2 separate regions of the Homo sapiens genome follow, and region 1 is linked to region 2. The links are chromatin loops, found by intact Hi-C in ENCODE. Cell type or tissue: gastrocnemius medialis. All regions are shown on one strand. Region 1 overlaps NTN1 (netrin 1). Region 2 overlaps NTN1 (netrin 1).

Region 1 (8,000 bases), 49 kb after region 2:
GAGGTGGGAAGGTCACAAGGTCAGGAGTTCAAGACCAGCCTGACCAACATGGTGAAACCCCATCTCTACTAAAAAGACAAAAATTAGCCTGGCGTGGTGGTGTGCACCTGTAATCCCAGCTACTTAGGAGGGTGAGGCAAGAGAATCGCTTGAACCCGGGAGGCGGAGGTTGCAGTGAGCCGAGATCAGGCCACTGCACTCCAGCCTGGGCGACAGAGAAAGACTCCCGTCTCAAAAACAACAAACAAACAAAAAGAAATTGTGCTTCTGCTGATCATGCTGAGGGGAGCCTGTGGGACTCAGCTCAAGCCACAGGGAACCTGAGGGCAGGATGGTAAGGAGTGAATGATGTCGGGCAGGTGACTCTGGGTTCAAGTGGAGACCCCAGACCTGAAGCTGGAAATACTGATTTGGGAGTTGGGAGCACAGAGATGATGAGTGGTGAAGGAGACAGATGGGGAGGGTGTGGAGGTGGGCAGGGAAAGGGAGCTGAGTCCTGAGCAATGCTCATGGGGAGGGAACAGGTGGAGCAGAGCCATAGCTGACAATGTGGGGGTCCTCTCCCCAGAGCAGGGCTGGGCAGCCTCCGGAAGCTGGACAGGTTGAGGTGGGAAGAACGATGGTGTGCAGGCCCCAGAGTCCTCGGTGGACGAGGGGGAGGGGGAGAAGGGGAGGCCAGGCTGGCAGCAGGGGCCTCAGTAGTTTGCTCAGCTGCTACAACAAAGTGCCACGGGCTGGGGGCTGAAACGCTAGACGTTTACTTCTCACAGTTCTGCAGCCTGGAAGTCCAAGATCAAGGTGTTGGCAGGGTTGGTTGCTCTGGAGGCCCTTCTGCGTGGCTTGCAGATGGCCGCCCTCTGGCAACGTCCTCACGGGATCTCTCCTCCGTGCACATGCGTCCCTGCGTCTCTCTGTGTCCTCATCTCCTCTTCCTACAACGACACAGTCATACTGGCATAGGGCCCACTCTGAGGGCCTTGTTTTAAGACTCTGTCTCCAAATATGGTCACATTCTGAGGTACTGGGGGTCACGGCTTCAACATAAGAATTTTGGGAGAACCTTAGCCATGTATTGTTACGTGCCCAATAAATGCTTACGGGTACAAACAGGAGGAGCCGAGGAGGAGCTCCTGGAGCACAAGTCTGCCTGCCTGGCTCTGCTAGTGGAGAAGGGAGGAGTTGAGGGGTGGGGTTTCTTTTGACGCTCTTGGGTGCCTGTCCTCCCCGCGCCCCTGCGGCTGACACCTCTCTCTGTCTCCCCCTGCAGCCTGTAACTGCAACCTGCATGCCCGGCGCTGCCGCTTCAACATGGAGCTCTACAAGCTTTCGGGGCGCAAGAGCGGAGGTGTCTGCCTCAACTGTCGCCACAACACCGCCGGCCGCCACTGCCATTACTGCAAGGAGGGCTACTACCGCGACATGGGCAAGCCCATCACCCACCGGAAGGCCTGCAAAGGTGGGCTACACGTGGCGGGGCGGGGGGCTGGGGAGACCCGGGGAACATCAGTCCTCCCGCTCCCTCCTCGCTTCCTTTTCTATTTTCTTCCAGTCTGTACAAATTGGCGTTGTCTGAGGTCATCTCTCTCTCTTTCTCTCTCTGTGACACACACACACACACACACACACACACACACACACACGCCTCCCTGGTATTTGGAGGTGTAAGCCAAAACAAAGGGGTGATGGAGACATGGCTCAAAGGAGAAGAAAGGAGAAGGTGGGATCCCCTACAAGGGTGCAGGGCTGCGGCCGCCAACACCTCTCCCTCCCCTCCCCCTCCTGGGCTTCTCCTCTGCACAGGTGTGCTGCATACCAGAGGGCTGCGAGTCATGTTCGCCAGGCTTACCGTTGGGACAAAGGACTCTCTTTCACCAAATGCACGCAGACTCACTTCTTTGGATATGTGCGCACCGCCCCTCACTCCCCCCCGAAACACACACACACACACACACACACACACACACACACACACACACGTACAGTCACAGCGGAGTCGGCAGTTTCAGGGGCAGGGTCTCAGAAGGAACATTTAATCCATCTGCAAATAGCTTTACTTCTCAGGACAAAAAAAAAAATTAAAAGGAGACGGGAGACTATTTTCGTCCACTGAAGCAAGCACTAATGTTTTAACTTTCTGCTGTTTGTTTTTCTCGTACCAACAAAAATGAAGCAATGGTCAGATGATTCAGAGAAGTTGATGAAATGCCAGAGAATTCAGTGATGCTGGAGGGTGAGAAGCGGGGCCCCCCCCACCCCACAAAATCTTTTGGGAATTCCAGGAACCAGGGCTTTCCTGCTGCAAAACTTGTGGCCTAAGGTCAGGGCCTGCCATGAACATGGCTTCCCAAGAAGATATTTACCTCTGAGGGCTCATGGGCAACACCTCGGCATGGGTGGGGTCCTGACCTGGACTTGTGTAGACCCGAACACACCAGGGTCCCAAGCCACGGCAGACAGGCCCAGGTGGCGTCCTGCAGGAGAGAAACCCTTCTGTGGCCACTGCTCAGCGTGTGGATGAAGCAAAAGTATCATCTTCTTAACAGGAAGTCCACCAGATGTTGGGCACTTGTGTGCAGGACTGACTGCATAATTTGCAGGGCCCAGTGCAAAATGAAAATAGGGGGCTTCCAGCACTTTGGGAGGCCAAGACGGGCGGATCACCCTAGGTCAGGACTTCAAGACCAGCCTGCCTAACATGGTGAAACCCCATCTCCACTAAAAATAGCAAAATTAACTGGGTGTGGTGGCGGTTGCCTGTAATCCCAGCTACTTGGGAGGCTGAGGCAGGAGAATAGCTTGAGCCTGGGAGGCGGAGGTTGCAGTGAGCCAAGATCGCGCCACCGCACTCCAGCCTGGGTGACAGAGCGAAACACTGTCTCGAAAAAAAAAAAAGAAAGAACATCTTGGGGGAAAAAAAAAAGAAAGTAACAAAGTAGGGGGCTTCTTATTCCAGAGATATTAAGAATTTTGAAACAAGGACAGCAGAGTTTCAACCAAGCTGGTGCCCTTCTGAGCACGGGGCCCATGAATCCAACCCAGCCCTGCTTATGTGGAACACTTTTCTCAAAATAAACAGGTTCCCAATCTGTCTCTTCCAGGAGAAATCCCTTTGATTCCAAATGCACAGGCATAAGTAGAATGGCTCCCTCGGTCAAGCAAGGTGTCCTTCTGTGTCTGCGGACTTACGGCTGCCTCTGGTGGTTGCCAAGAGAAACATGAACAGAAAGGTAGCTGGGCTGTTTCCACATTTTTTAAAAAATCACGGTTTCAGGTGAGAATCCCCCAGAAGACTGAGCAGAGAATGAATGGGAAGGTGGCCCAGGCAAAGGGACCCGAGAAACATCTGCAATGCCAGAAAGGTGTGACCAGGACAAGCCCCGGGAGAGATGGCTTTGGGCTTCCAGAGAACATAGTTGGAAGGTATCCAGCTCCTTTGCCTGTGCCCAGAGTGTTTGTTGTCTCTCTTTTACAGAAGAAATGGAGGCCAGGGGTCTTGTAAACAGCTGGCTTGCACATAGATTTCTTGGGAGTTCAGCCAAGAAATTTTACCCAACAGCGGCCACTCAGGTGGGCAGTCCTGTGCCTGAGAGTGAGAAGGTCTGGGTGAGAAAGGGCACTGGTCACTTCCTGTCATGCCAGTTTCTGCTGTCCAATTAGAAATGTATGTTTCCCAGAGAGGCAAGAAGGGGCAGGGCCCTGGTCACCTCCACCTACACCCTGTTGCTGTGGACAGGGACAAGAGCCATTTGCAGCCTCTCACCACTCAGAGTGAGAGACGTCAGGAAGCCACAGGGTCCCGGGAACCCGCAGGCCATTCTCCAGGGGTCTGCCACTCTGGCTGAATGGCATGATATTGCCCACCTTCCTTTACTGGTTTGTAGGAGGGCCAGATGCAAATAAATGAGGATGTGTTCTTGTTTTACGAGTTACAACATTGTGGCCAGCCTAGGTGGCTGTGTTTTCCTTCCCAGCCATGGACAGCAGCTGCCCCGGCCTTGGTGGGAACCCTGGGAGAATAACTCACAGGACGGGAAAACCTAAGGATGGATTCTACTCAGAAAGACACAGGCAAATTCTACTGAAGAAATGTGGCAGGAAAGGGTGGGACTCTTAGTGCCTGTTGACTGGGGAGGAATGACAGTGTTTCAAGGAAACTGCCATCAGATTGGTGAAGAAAGACAGTGCTTCAAGGAACTTGTCACCTGATTGGTGACAGAAGACTACACTTAAAAATATTTGCCACCTGATTGGTGAGGAAAGACAGGGCTTTGAGGTTTCTGCTTTCTGATTGGTGAGAAAAAGCATTGCCCAGAGATCTCTGCTTCATGATTGGCAAGAAAATATCTACTCTCTGATTGGTGAGCAAAAATTTGACCCAAGAAGTCCAGCCATCTGATTGGTGAAGAAAGACATCTCTGGAAAGTCCAGATCTTTCCCCTCAGCTCTTTCCTTTCCTGGTATCATGCTCTTATGGGATATAGGACACTTCCCACCAAAAAGAGACCCTGAGATCTTGGTAGGAACCATCGTTAGGAGAAGTTCAGATGCTGGCGGGATGTGTACCCTTGAGATCTTCAAACAGGGGTCTCCTGGTCAACCCCCTTCCACCACCACCACCACCACCACCACCACCACCACCACCACCACCACCACCACCACCACCAGCACCTCCTGCCTTGTATTCCCAGGGCCAGATGGTTCAAGGAAATGGTTCCTTGCGAGGTTTGATATTTGACAGTTTGCTCTCAGAGGCTTCTGAAATTTTGTAGATGTGGTGCTGCCCCCAGGCTCTGGCTTTTTTTTTTTTTTTTTTTGAGATGGAGTCTCACTCTGTTGTCCAGGCTGGAGTGCAGTGGTGCAATCTCGGCTCACTGCAACCTCTGCCTCCCAGGTTCAAGCGATTCTCCTGCCTCAGCCTCCAGAGTAGCTGGGATTATAGGTGCAAGCCACCACAACCAGCTAATTTTTGTATTTTTAGTAGATATGGGGTTTCATCATGTTGGCCAGGCTGGTCTCGAACTCCTGACTTCAGGTGATCTGTCCACCTCAGCCTCCCAAAGTGCTGGGATTACAGGTATGAGCCACCGTGCTTGGCCAGTTAGGCCCCATCTTTTGAGAATGACTTCTGGAAGCCCTATCATAGGCCTTCAGGTGAGAGCTGCACTTCTTTGCTTTGTTTCAGATGAATTTCACAGGGGAACAGGGACAAAGGGCAGGGGTTCTTGACTCCCAAATTGGCTTGGGAACGGCCTCTGGGGCCTCTTTACCCCAGACTTTACAGGGCCTGGGCAGGGGGCCGAGGCCACCCATATGCTGCTGGTGATTGGCTGACTCTGGACCTTGTCCAGTGTAGAGGAGGGGTGGACCCAGACAAGAACAGCCTGGAGTAAGGGCATCAGATTCCAAACATTACTATGTAGTTGCCCCATTTGGGAAGTTTCGTAGCAACAAATTTGTTGGGTTCTTTCTCCCCTCCCCTGGTTTAGAAGCAAACCAGAGCTGGCAGGGTTGGTGCGTACAAAGGACTGTAATAAACATACCCGGGGAACAGGCGGCTGCACTCTCCAGCTATTCAGTGCGATTTCACAGCACTGGGACGGCCTCGTTATGGTGCAAGCTGTTGTCCTATACAAAGGCAGATGAGATAAATTTCTCCCTTTTCTCCGCTGAATGGTCTGTGAATGATACTCGTCTTGGAGTCTGTCAAAAGACAGGAGGTTTTGTTTACCATTTGTCTTCTTTGTGGACTTTGGGGGCTCTTTCTCTTTAGAGCGGGCAAAGACGACCAAAGACGACGTTGCTATTTAACCATTTCGGCCCTGCCCCCATTGATAACAATATTAATTTATCATTTTCCCAAACCATCTGTGATGGATAAAGACATTCCAGGAGTCTCCCGTGAACCGAATTGTGATGAGAATTAAGAAATTAACCACTGCATCCAGCATCCCCATACAAAGGGCTTGCATTTCCATCTCACTGAGCTGCCTGTTTCCTTCTCTCATTGTCTTTCCCCCTTTCAAGCCCACAGTTCGTGTGGTTGAATGAAGGCTAGGAAGGTGCTTGAGTCCCAAGCAAGAAGATGCAATAATTAGCCAGGGCAAAAGCATGCAATCGTCCTCACATCTTTGCTAGGACGTTCTTGCTACTTCCGTCCACCCCTTATTTCTTTCAGCAGCTCAGCCAAGAGTTGCTGGATGGGGAGGAAATGAACACCACAGTCTTGCCCCCTCTGTTTCCTTGGGTCACTGTGTGCAGGGGACTCCCCATGACTTTCTCATTCGTGATTCTCCACCTTCACTGTATGGCGTCATCAGCATTATTTGTCTGTAACTTATGCTGTGAGTCTCACCCTTGGCTGCACATTGGAACCACTTGGGGAGATTTGAAAATACTGCCGCCTGGATCCCACCCCCAGAAATTCTGGTTTAATTAATGGGTCCAGATGCGATCTGGGCATTTGGAATTGGAAAAGCTCCCCTGGAGATTCTAATGTGTAACCAACACTGAGAACCACAGAGAATAAGAAATGAGGATGGTGAGTTGCTCTTGGTGGCATTAAGGGAAGACTTGTAGGCAGCCTAGACCCCAGGTTTATTGTTTTGAGGAGATAGATTGATCATCAATGAATTTAAATGTTTTTTATGATTATCTTGATGATAACTGGGAGGTTGGGCATTTAAATTTTTTAAATTTAAAAATCCTGGCCGGGCACGGTGGCTCATGCCTGTAATCCCAACACTTTGGGAGGCCACGGCGGGCGGATTACCTGAGGTCAGGAGTTTGAGACTAGCCTGACCAACATGGAGAAACCCTGTCTCTACTAAAAATACAAAATTAGCCGGGCGCAGTGGCGCATGCCTGTAATCCCAGCTACTTGGGAGGCTGAGGCAGGAGAATTGCTTGAACCCAGGAGGCAGAGGTTGCAGTGAGCCGAGATTGCGCCATTGCACTCCAGCCTGGGCAACGAGAGTGAAACGCCGTCTCAAAAAAAAAAAAAAATCTTACTGGGCAAGGCTGGGAGCTTAGCTAGTGTAGCCTGATTAAGGCACAAGATCAGACAGTCATCAGTGCCAGATAGATAGTGCTTGCACGTGTGTGTGTGAATATGTGTGTTTAGATCTGATCATTTGTGGATTTATTCACAGCAAAGCAAAGTTCCTGGGCCCCCACCCTTCTTGGTCTTCCTGACTCTAAGGCATTGTCCACCCACCCTATAAAAGCCTCGGGCACCCTTTGAATATGTGGGTCCCCTGTCACATTTCCATTACCTGTATTTATACTTTCATGTTTTTTTGTGGGGGGTGCAGGGAAAAGGGTTGGTCATCTGAGGCAGGAAGGTACTTAGTGGCTGGAGCGGCTCCAGCTTTGAGGACAGAGACCCCAAGGCAAGGAGTGGGCTTCATTATGGCCAGGTAAGGTTAGTACCTACTGGGAGAAACTGACACCTTAGATACTGCATTTGGGAGAGAGAATTCCCAGTGGAAGAGTTTCACTCCAACTGTGATCTGTGTGGATGCATCTTTTCCCTTGGGAGACATGAGCATCACAAACCTTACCTACGTATTTGGCTCCATGTTCAGTCTACAGGGTATCAGATAAGTCTGGTGACCTCTCTAGACCTCAGTCTCCTCATCTGTGGGATTATGGTCAGGCTGCTGGCCTCTGAATCCCTTCCAGCTTTGACATTCCACATTCCACATGCTTCTTAAGTAGTCAACCTCTTAGGAGAACTTGATACAATAGGACAATTCTTTGTAGCAGTGAAGTTTGTGATCTGGTGACTCAGAAAAGCTGGTAGAGCCAGGAAATTAGGTGGAGGTGGTTTGACTGCAGTCTTTACAGATGAAAAGAGTCCCTGATCTTGTGACTCGACCCATGTGGCGCACTGTGCCAAACGGGGTCTCCCTGGCCCAGCTGTGCTCATTCCCTGGACACCCTTGGCCCATCCATGTTTTCACCTCCCTGGATGTGAGTTCTCTGATCTCTCAGGACCACTC
Region 2 (8,000 bases):
CCTTTCATGGTCATTCATGATGGGCACAGAGAGGTGAAAAATTTGAGTTACCTGGTGTGCATGTTCCCAGCGAGATTATTTCAGCTCTCATACTGTAAACAAGTGTCTTTTCGTTGTCTGCTCGGTGCCACGATTTTCACATTTTGATGCTTCTTTTTTGGTGATTTTGCTGTTTAAAATGCACCCCACCCCTCATGCCTGTAATCCCAGCACTTTGGGAGGCCGAGGCAGGCGGATCACGAGGTCAGGAGATCGAGACCATCCTGGCTAACATGGTGAAACCCCGTCTTTACTAAAAATACAAAAAATTAGCCGGGCGTGGTGGCAGGCGCCTGTAGTCCCAGCTACTCGGGAGGCTGAGGCAGGAGAATGGTGTGAACGCTGCGGGGTGGAGCCTGCAGTGAGCCGAGATCGCGCCACTGCACTCCAGCCTGGGTGACAGCGAGACTCCGTCTCAAAAAAAAAAAAAAAAAAATGCACCCCACCCCCTTCCACAGTACTAAAGTGCTGTCTAGCATCCCCAAGCTCAAGAAGACTGTGATTTGCTTTATGGAGAAAATGTGTTAGATACGATTCGTTCAGGTAAGAAGTTGTATTGCTTTTGGCTGTAAGTTCAGTGCTGGTGAATCAATGATACGTTTTGTATACAGAATTTTTTTTATTTTTATTTTTTTGAGACAGAGTCTCACTCTGTCGCCCAGGCTGGAGTGTAGTGGCACAATCTTGGTTCACTGCAACCTCTGCCTCTCAGGTTCAAGTGATTCTCCTGCCTCAGCCTCCCGAGTAGCTGGGATTACAGGTGCCCGCCACCACGCCTGGCTAATTTTTGTATTTTTAATAGAGATGGGGTTTCACTATCTTGGCCAGGCTGGTCTTGAACTCCTGACCTCGTGATCCACCCACCTCAGCCTCCCAAAATGCTGGGATTACAGGCATGAGCCACCGCACTGGGCCTGTATACGGTATTTTTAAAGCAGAAATACATATAAAAAAAGGGTACATACTGACCAGTTTGCGAAAATGTTGTGACTAAAGGCTCACAGGAACTTAACCCTGTATTTTCCCTGGGAGCAATGGTTCATTATTTGCTGACTATTCATGGCAGCTTGATAGAATGTGAATACCACAGCTAATGAGCATCAACTGTATCTGAAGGAGCCCGCTTCTGAAAATGATTATACAGCAAGCTCCGGGAGAACATGTCAGGAGATTGGCACCCTCTTATTGCAGGAAGACACTTTCTTTGTGCAATCCAAGCAGACTTTGCTCAGGAGAGGACAGTCCGAGACTAGAAGGCAGCAGAATGAGATGGAAATAGAGATGTCATATAGGGAGAGAGTATAGGAAAAAGCCAACTGCAGAATCAAAATCCATATGGTACAGAGTAAGAGGCAGATTTTGTTCAAGGATGTTCACTGCAATGTTGTTTATAACAGCAAAAAAAGATGTCCAACGATGGGAGATGAGCTAAATAAACTCTAATGTAGACATAAAATTAAATATATATGATTCAGGCCAGGCGCGGTGGCTCACGCCTGTAATCCCAGCATTTTGGGAGGCCGAGGTGGGCGGATCACTTGAGGTCAGGAGTTTGAGACCAGCCTGGCCAACATAGTGAAACCCATCTCTACTGAAAATACAAAAATTAGCCGGGCATGGTGGTGTGTGCCTGTAATCCCAGCTACTCGGGAGGCTGAGGCAGGAGAATTGCTTGAACCTGGGAGGCGGAGGTTGCAGTGAGCTGAGATCACGCCACTGCACTCTAGCCTGGGTGCCAAAAAAAAAGAAAAAAAAAAAAAATATATATATATATATATATGATTCAGCTATTCAGATATTGTGTATTATTTATTGACTTAAAAGGAGTAAGGGAAAAAAAAGGAAGATTCAAGTGTAAGTATGACGGGTCTGATACTTTTAAAAAATGTGCATATGCTTACTTAGAAAAAGCTTTGCATGATTCTATTAACATATTTAGGGTGTATAAGGTATATAAAAGTTACTTTTAATTACAAAATGCATCTATTTCTGTAGTGTTTGAATTTTTTGCAAAAAAATATATTGATGTTTTACTTGAGTTAAAAAAAAAAAAGATAAACATGGAGGCCGGGCACTGTGGCTCACACCTGTAATCCCACACTTTGGGAGGCCGAGGCAGGCAGATCTCCTGAGGTCAGGAGTTCGAGACCAGCCTGGCCAACATAGTGAAACCCTGTCTCTACTAAAAATACAAACATTAGCTGGGTGTGGTGGCGGGTGCCTGTAATCCCAGCTACTTGGGAGGCTAAGGCACGGAGAATCGCTTGAACCCGGGAAGAGGAGGTTGCAGCGAGCCGAGATTGTGCCGCTGCACTCCAGCCTAGGCAACAGAGCGAGACTGTGTCTCAAAAAAATAATAACCATAAATAAATAAATAAAAGTGGGATGAAAGATGTTACCAGTATAAACTGTTGGGCAGCACTTCTTCCTCTTTTCTCTCATAGCTCCTGGTTTCTACTGACCTGCAGAGTTTATGAAACTGCTGTTCCCATCTGTCTGTTCATGTCTGTCTTTGGATTGTGAACCACCCAAGGGCAGTCTGTATTTCTAGAACCTGACATGGTGGGAGGCTTCTGTGAGAGAAGATGCTACCTGCATTTTTCTTGGGTGGATGAGTGGTAGGCTTGGAAGATGGGGCAGGATGCTGGGGCGCCAGGCCGGGGGTGCAGTAGAAAATTCTGCTCTGTGCAAACTCCTGTTCGTCAGTTCTGTGACAGCTCCCCTCTCCTTCTGCCTCAGCTCCTTGAGAGAAAGGACTGTGTAAGTGGGTGAATGAAAAACTAATGAACTTGAGCTCATTCATTTGGGTGGGCCAGACAGCACCTTAATACCGATTCAGTAAGTTCAAGCCTTTGAGAGAGACTTTTGAGTTCAAGGATGTTCAACTCTTTGGGGTGAGCAAATAGGCAATGGAGGTGGTTTTGAGGTGTTCACCAAAGACCCACAATGCTGGCGTCAGCCTTGCATGTGTTCCCCAGGGTCTCCCGGGGGTCTCCTGCTCACCAGTTAAAGGCTTTCCTTCTCAGAGCTCATTGTCGGGAAGAGAAAGCCGGGCTCCTGGCTGGACCAGTGTCCTCATCCACGTGACGTTCCTGGAGCTGGACAGATCCCGGCTGAAATCTGGAGAGGGATTTGATAAATGCTCTAAACCCTCCCACTGTGTGCACTGGAGTTAATTTAAAAACCAGCTTCACAAACACACTCAGAGGCCTCAGAAGGAAAGCAGAGGGCAGGCAAGAGCCGAGGTCTGTGCCCTGACTCATCCTTCCCCCCCGGGGCGGGGACAAACGGCTCTGACATTTCCCGGGGCCGCAGCCCCCAGAGACAAACGAACGGATGGGCCGTGGCGGAGTCTCTGGAGGCGCCGGGGCAGCCTTGGATGGGGCTTGCTGGTCTTGGCCGGCCGTGCGCGGTGGAGGAGGGCTGGCGAGGCGGCAGCAGCCGTGTACTCGCCGTCTCCGAGGCCGTGGAGGAAGGGATTTCGTGTTTCTCCCTCTATGAACAGTCGGAGAATTTTCCTCCCATAAACAAAACAAACATGAGCCGAAGGGGCGGAGGCCCCAGGGGCAGGCTGGGTGGCCCTTTCTTTCAACCTCTCTGCATTTGTTTCTCCGGGGGCAGATTGTGGCAGCTTCTTAGAGCCCCAGAAAGCCGCCTGTGGGTGTCGTCATCTTGCTTGGTTAACCGAACACATTGCCTCTTGGTCCTAGCCAGGGCTCTGCTGTTCCTGGAGGAGCGGCTGTGGGCCAGCTAGACCCTTGTCCACAGAGGCGAGTGGCTCTGCAGAACATTCCACGGGGGTGGCAGAACAGGTGCCTCTTGGCATGGGCAGGCGGCATGGTGGGGTAGGCAGAGCCCCCGGGAGGGTCAGGAAGCAGCCACAGAGTTTTGAGCCACCCACCCACCCACCCACCAGCTTGCTGTGTGGCCTTCACCACGTCTTTCTCATCCCTGGGCCTTAGCCTCCCCATCTTTTGCTCCAGAAGTCGAGCTGGGTGATTTCTAGAGTCTCTACTCGCTGTTTGTTTTTGTGACCCGGGGAGGGGCAGCTGCGATGGTGGAGGGCACCCTTCTGAGGCCCCCTCCTCTCCCTGCCCTCTTTCTCTCCCCACATCTCTCTGATTTCCCCTTATTTCACTGACAAAGCTTAAAATCCCAGGGCTTTCTGTAGATAGTGGGGCTGCGGAAGACGGTGCCTGCCTCGGCTTGAAAACCAGGCCCAGAAAACACTGCCATCCATCACGTTCTCATTGTCACCTAGGAAGGCCCCAGAAGGTCAGCTTCCAATTGCCTCTCAGTACAGAGCGCGTTTGTGTTGCTTGGGGACTGACTGTCCTTTCACAGAACTTGTGGGAAAATACCTCTTCTCTTCTCCAGAAAAGGTGATGAGAAAGGTATTATTTAGAAGGTAGACAGGAAGGAGAAAGGTGGAGGCATATTCCACTCTATGAAAGGACGAGTATGGGATTGAAATATTTGTAAGCATGGGGCACATCCTATTAACAGTTGATGTCGGATATCTTGTCTGCTTTCAGGAAGGATTTGTGGCCGAGGTACAAGGGGTGGCTTTTGATATGAAAATGTGCATTGTGGCTCCCTGAATGAGGGGGGTGGGAGAGGGCTGGGATGGCCCCACTGGGCGGGGAGAGGAGCCTCTGGGAGCGACACCCGGGGAAGCTGTGAGGCGTGAAAGGGTGCTTTTAGGAAAGTCTGGATCAGACATGATGTTATAGGAAAAAATGCAGCGTCTAAGGAAACAGCGCGTGAATAGAGAGAAAGCCGAGAGACAGGGCAGGGAGGCAGAGAGGACATAAAGCAGATTGGCATTGGCAGCCAGGGGAAGGAGCTGCCTGGTGGCAGGGGCCACAGACTGGAGGGAGGATGGCAGAGGACACTCTGCTTCCCAGGGAAGGGCCCGGCCTGGGGCGGAAACTTGCAGAATGGCTGATGACACCAGTAGTTGGGCTTGCGCTCCTCAGAAGCATGAGGACAGGTGGTTCACAGTGTCACTGGCCCTGGGTCTGCACCTGGACCAAGTAAAGCATTACCTCAAGAAGCTTTCATGTGGGCCGGGTGCGGTGGCTCACGCAGTAGTTTGGGAGGCCGAGGAGGGTGGATCACAAGGTCAGGAGTTCGAGACCAGCCTGGTCAATATGGTGAAACCCCGTCTCTACTAAAAATACGAAAATTAGCCAGGTGTGGTGGTGCACACCTGTAGTCCCAGCTACTTGGGAGGCTGAGGCAGGAGAATCACTTGAACTCGGGAGGCGGAGGTTGCAGTGAGGTGAGATTGTGCCATTGCACTCCAGCCTGGGAGACAGGGCAAGACTCCATCTCAAAAAACAAACAAACAAACAAAAAAACCAAAAAAAAAAAAAAAACAAGCTTCCATGTGCACGGCGTGTCATCCCCTGCCTCCACCACCCAACTGGTGGGTGGAGGACAGATTCCACAGTAGGAAAAAGAGTCTCTGCCTGTTGGAAAGGGCTGAGAGGTACCATCTGCCACCTTTTTGTCCCCCTCATGTTGGAAGTGAAAAGGGACAGGTGCCCTATCTCAGGGCTGCAAGCAATTTCTAGAAACGCTCAAGAGCGTAGCTCATGGGGCCATGCCACGTGGCCTCAAATCCAGGCTCTCCCATTTTCCAGGTATGTGTGACCTTGGGCATGCTACTGACTCCCTCTGTGCCTCAGTTTCGTCACCTGTAAAAGGGGTATAATGTCAGTGTCTACCTCCAAGCAATGTGAGGATTAAGTGTGTGTGTTTTTAACAGCTTTATTGAGATATAATCCACATGCCTCATAATTCCCCCATTTAAAATATACAGTTCAGGCCGGGCGCGGTGGCTCACGCCTGTAATCCCAGCACTCTGTGAGGCCGAGGTGGGTGGATCAACTGAGGTCAGGAGTTCAAGACCAGCCTGGCCATGGTAAAACCCTGTCTCTACTAAAAATACAAAAAATTAACCGGGCGTGGTGGTGCGCACCTGTAGTCCCAGCTATCCGGGAGGCTGAGGCAGGAGAATCACTTGAACCCAGGAGTTTGCAGTGAGCTGAGATGGCGCCATTGCACTCCAGCCTGGACAACAAGGGCAAAACTCTGTCTAAAAAACAAAAACAGAAACAAAAACCGGTTCAGTGGTTTTCAGTATATTCAGAGTTGTACAACCATCACCATAATAGATTTTAGGACCCCAAAATAAAACCCATACCCATCAGCACTCAGTCCCCATTTCCTCCCACCCACCCCCTTTCCAGTGCTGAACAACCACCGCTCTACTTTCGGTCTGCCTGGATTTGCCTATTTTAGGCATTTCATAGAAATGAAATCATATAATATGTGACCTTTTATGTGTGGCTTCTTTCCCGTGACATAATACTCTCTAGGTCTATCCAGTCTCAAGGTTGTAGCATGTATCAGTACTTTATTCCTTTTCATTGCTGAGTAATATTCCATTGTAGAGATATATTGCATTTTGTGTATTCATTCACTGGATAAGGGACATTTTAGTTGTTTCCATTTCTTTGCCATTGAGAATAATACTTGCTATGAGTATTTGTGTGTGGACATGTGTTTTCATTTCTCTTGGGTATATGCCTAGAAGTGGAATAGCCAGGTCCTACATAACTTTGTTTAACTTTCTGAGGAACTGCTGGACTGTTTTTCAAAGTGGCTGTAACCATCTTATGTTCCCACCAGCAATGTATGCGGGTTCTGGTTTCTCCACATCCTTGCCAACACTTGTTATTATTTGTCTTTTTAAAAATGTATTATTTATTTATTTATTTATTTATTTTTCAGACAAAGCCTCACTCTTGTTCCTCAGGCTGGAGTGCAATGGTGCGATCTCGGCTCACTGCAACCTCTGCCTCCCGGGTTCAAGCAATTCTCCTGCCTCAGCCTCCTGAGTAGCTGGGATTACAGGCACACACCACCACTCCCAGCTAATTTTTGTATTTTAAGTAGAGACAGAGTTTCACCATGTTGGCCAGGCTGGTCTTGAACTCCTGACCTCAGGTGATCCACCTGCCTCGGCCTCCCAAAGTGCTGGGATTACAGGCGTGAGCCACCGTGCCTGGCTTATTTATTTATTTATTTATTTATTTATTTATTAGAAACAAGGTCTCTGTCACCCAGACTGGAGTGCAGTGGTGCAGTCATGGCTCACTGCAGCCTCAAACTCCTGGGCGTAAATGATCCTCCTGCTTCAGCCTCTCAAGTAGTTCAGACTATAAGCATGCTACACCACACCTGGCTAGGTTTTAAATTTTTTTGTAGAGACAGTCTCACTATATTGCCCAGGCTGGTCTCGAACTCCTGGCCTCAAGCAATCTTTCTGCTCTGGTCTCCTAAAGTATTGGGATTAAAGGCATGAGCCGCTGTGCCTGGCCTGGCCTTTTTTTATTTTAGCCGTCCTACTGAGTGTGATGTGGTGCTCATTGTGGTTTTGGTTTGCATTTCCCTGATGGCTAATGATGTTGAGCATCTTTTCACAGGCTTCCTGGCTATTTGTATACGTTCTTTTGAGATGTAACTATACAGATGTTTTGCCCAGTTTTAATTGACAAGTTAGTTCTTAGAAGTGCTTATCTGGCCGGGCGTGGTGGCTCACACCTGTAATCCCAGCACTTTGGGAGACCGAGGCGGGTGGATCACGAGGTCAGGAGTTCGAGACCATCCTAGCTAACATGGTGAAACCCCATCTCTATTAAAAATATTTTTAAAAAAATTAGCTGGGCATGGTGGCGGGCGCCTGTAGTCCCAGTTACTCAGGAGGCTAAGGCAGGAGAATGGCATGAACCCGGGAGGCAGAGCTTGCAGTGAGCCGAGATCATGCCACTGCACTCCAGCCTGGGTGACAGAGCGAGACTCCGTCTCAAAAAAAAAAAAAAAAAAGTGCCTGGAAGGAGTGCCTTGCCCATGGGAAATGCTGTGCAACTTACTATTAGGGAGAGTACCCA

The links. A loop is a pair of places that touch in the nucleus more often than their neighbours do. Peaks named below come from ENCODE experiments on the same cell type or tissue, not always from the same donor. Only the 100,000 strongest peaks of a DNase experiment are listed, where the experiment ranks them.
Region 1: it touches region 2 in a loop (2.7-fold over the local background); 8 of 110 quality-filtered maps call a loop at or near these places.

The regions. Positions count from the first base shown.
Region 1 is chr17:9,161,546-9,169,545 of GRCh38, forward strand. NTN1 (netrin 1) reads left to right here. Exons shown (of 7, transcript NM_004822.3): 3 at 1,268-1,456. Among named protein-coding and RNA genes, the nearest start is that of NTN1, 140 kb to the left of the region's middle. In gastrocnemius medialis, no CTCF peak of the experiment used is centred here; no DNase peak of the experiment used is centred here; H3K27ac peaks cover 2,028 bases.
Region 2 is chr17:9,112,368-9,120,367 of GRCh38, forward strand. The region is part of intron 2 of NTN1 (netrin 1); the gene reads left to right. Among named protein-coding and RNA genes, the nearest start is that of NTN1, 95 kb to the left of the region's middle. In gastrocnemius medialis, a CTCF peak has its summit at 3,283; DNase peaks (open chromatin) are centred at 3,234 and 3,652; H3K4me3 peaks cover 1,001 bases; H3K27ac peaks cover 514 bases; H3K27me3 peaks cover 481 bases.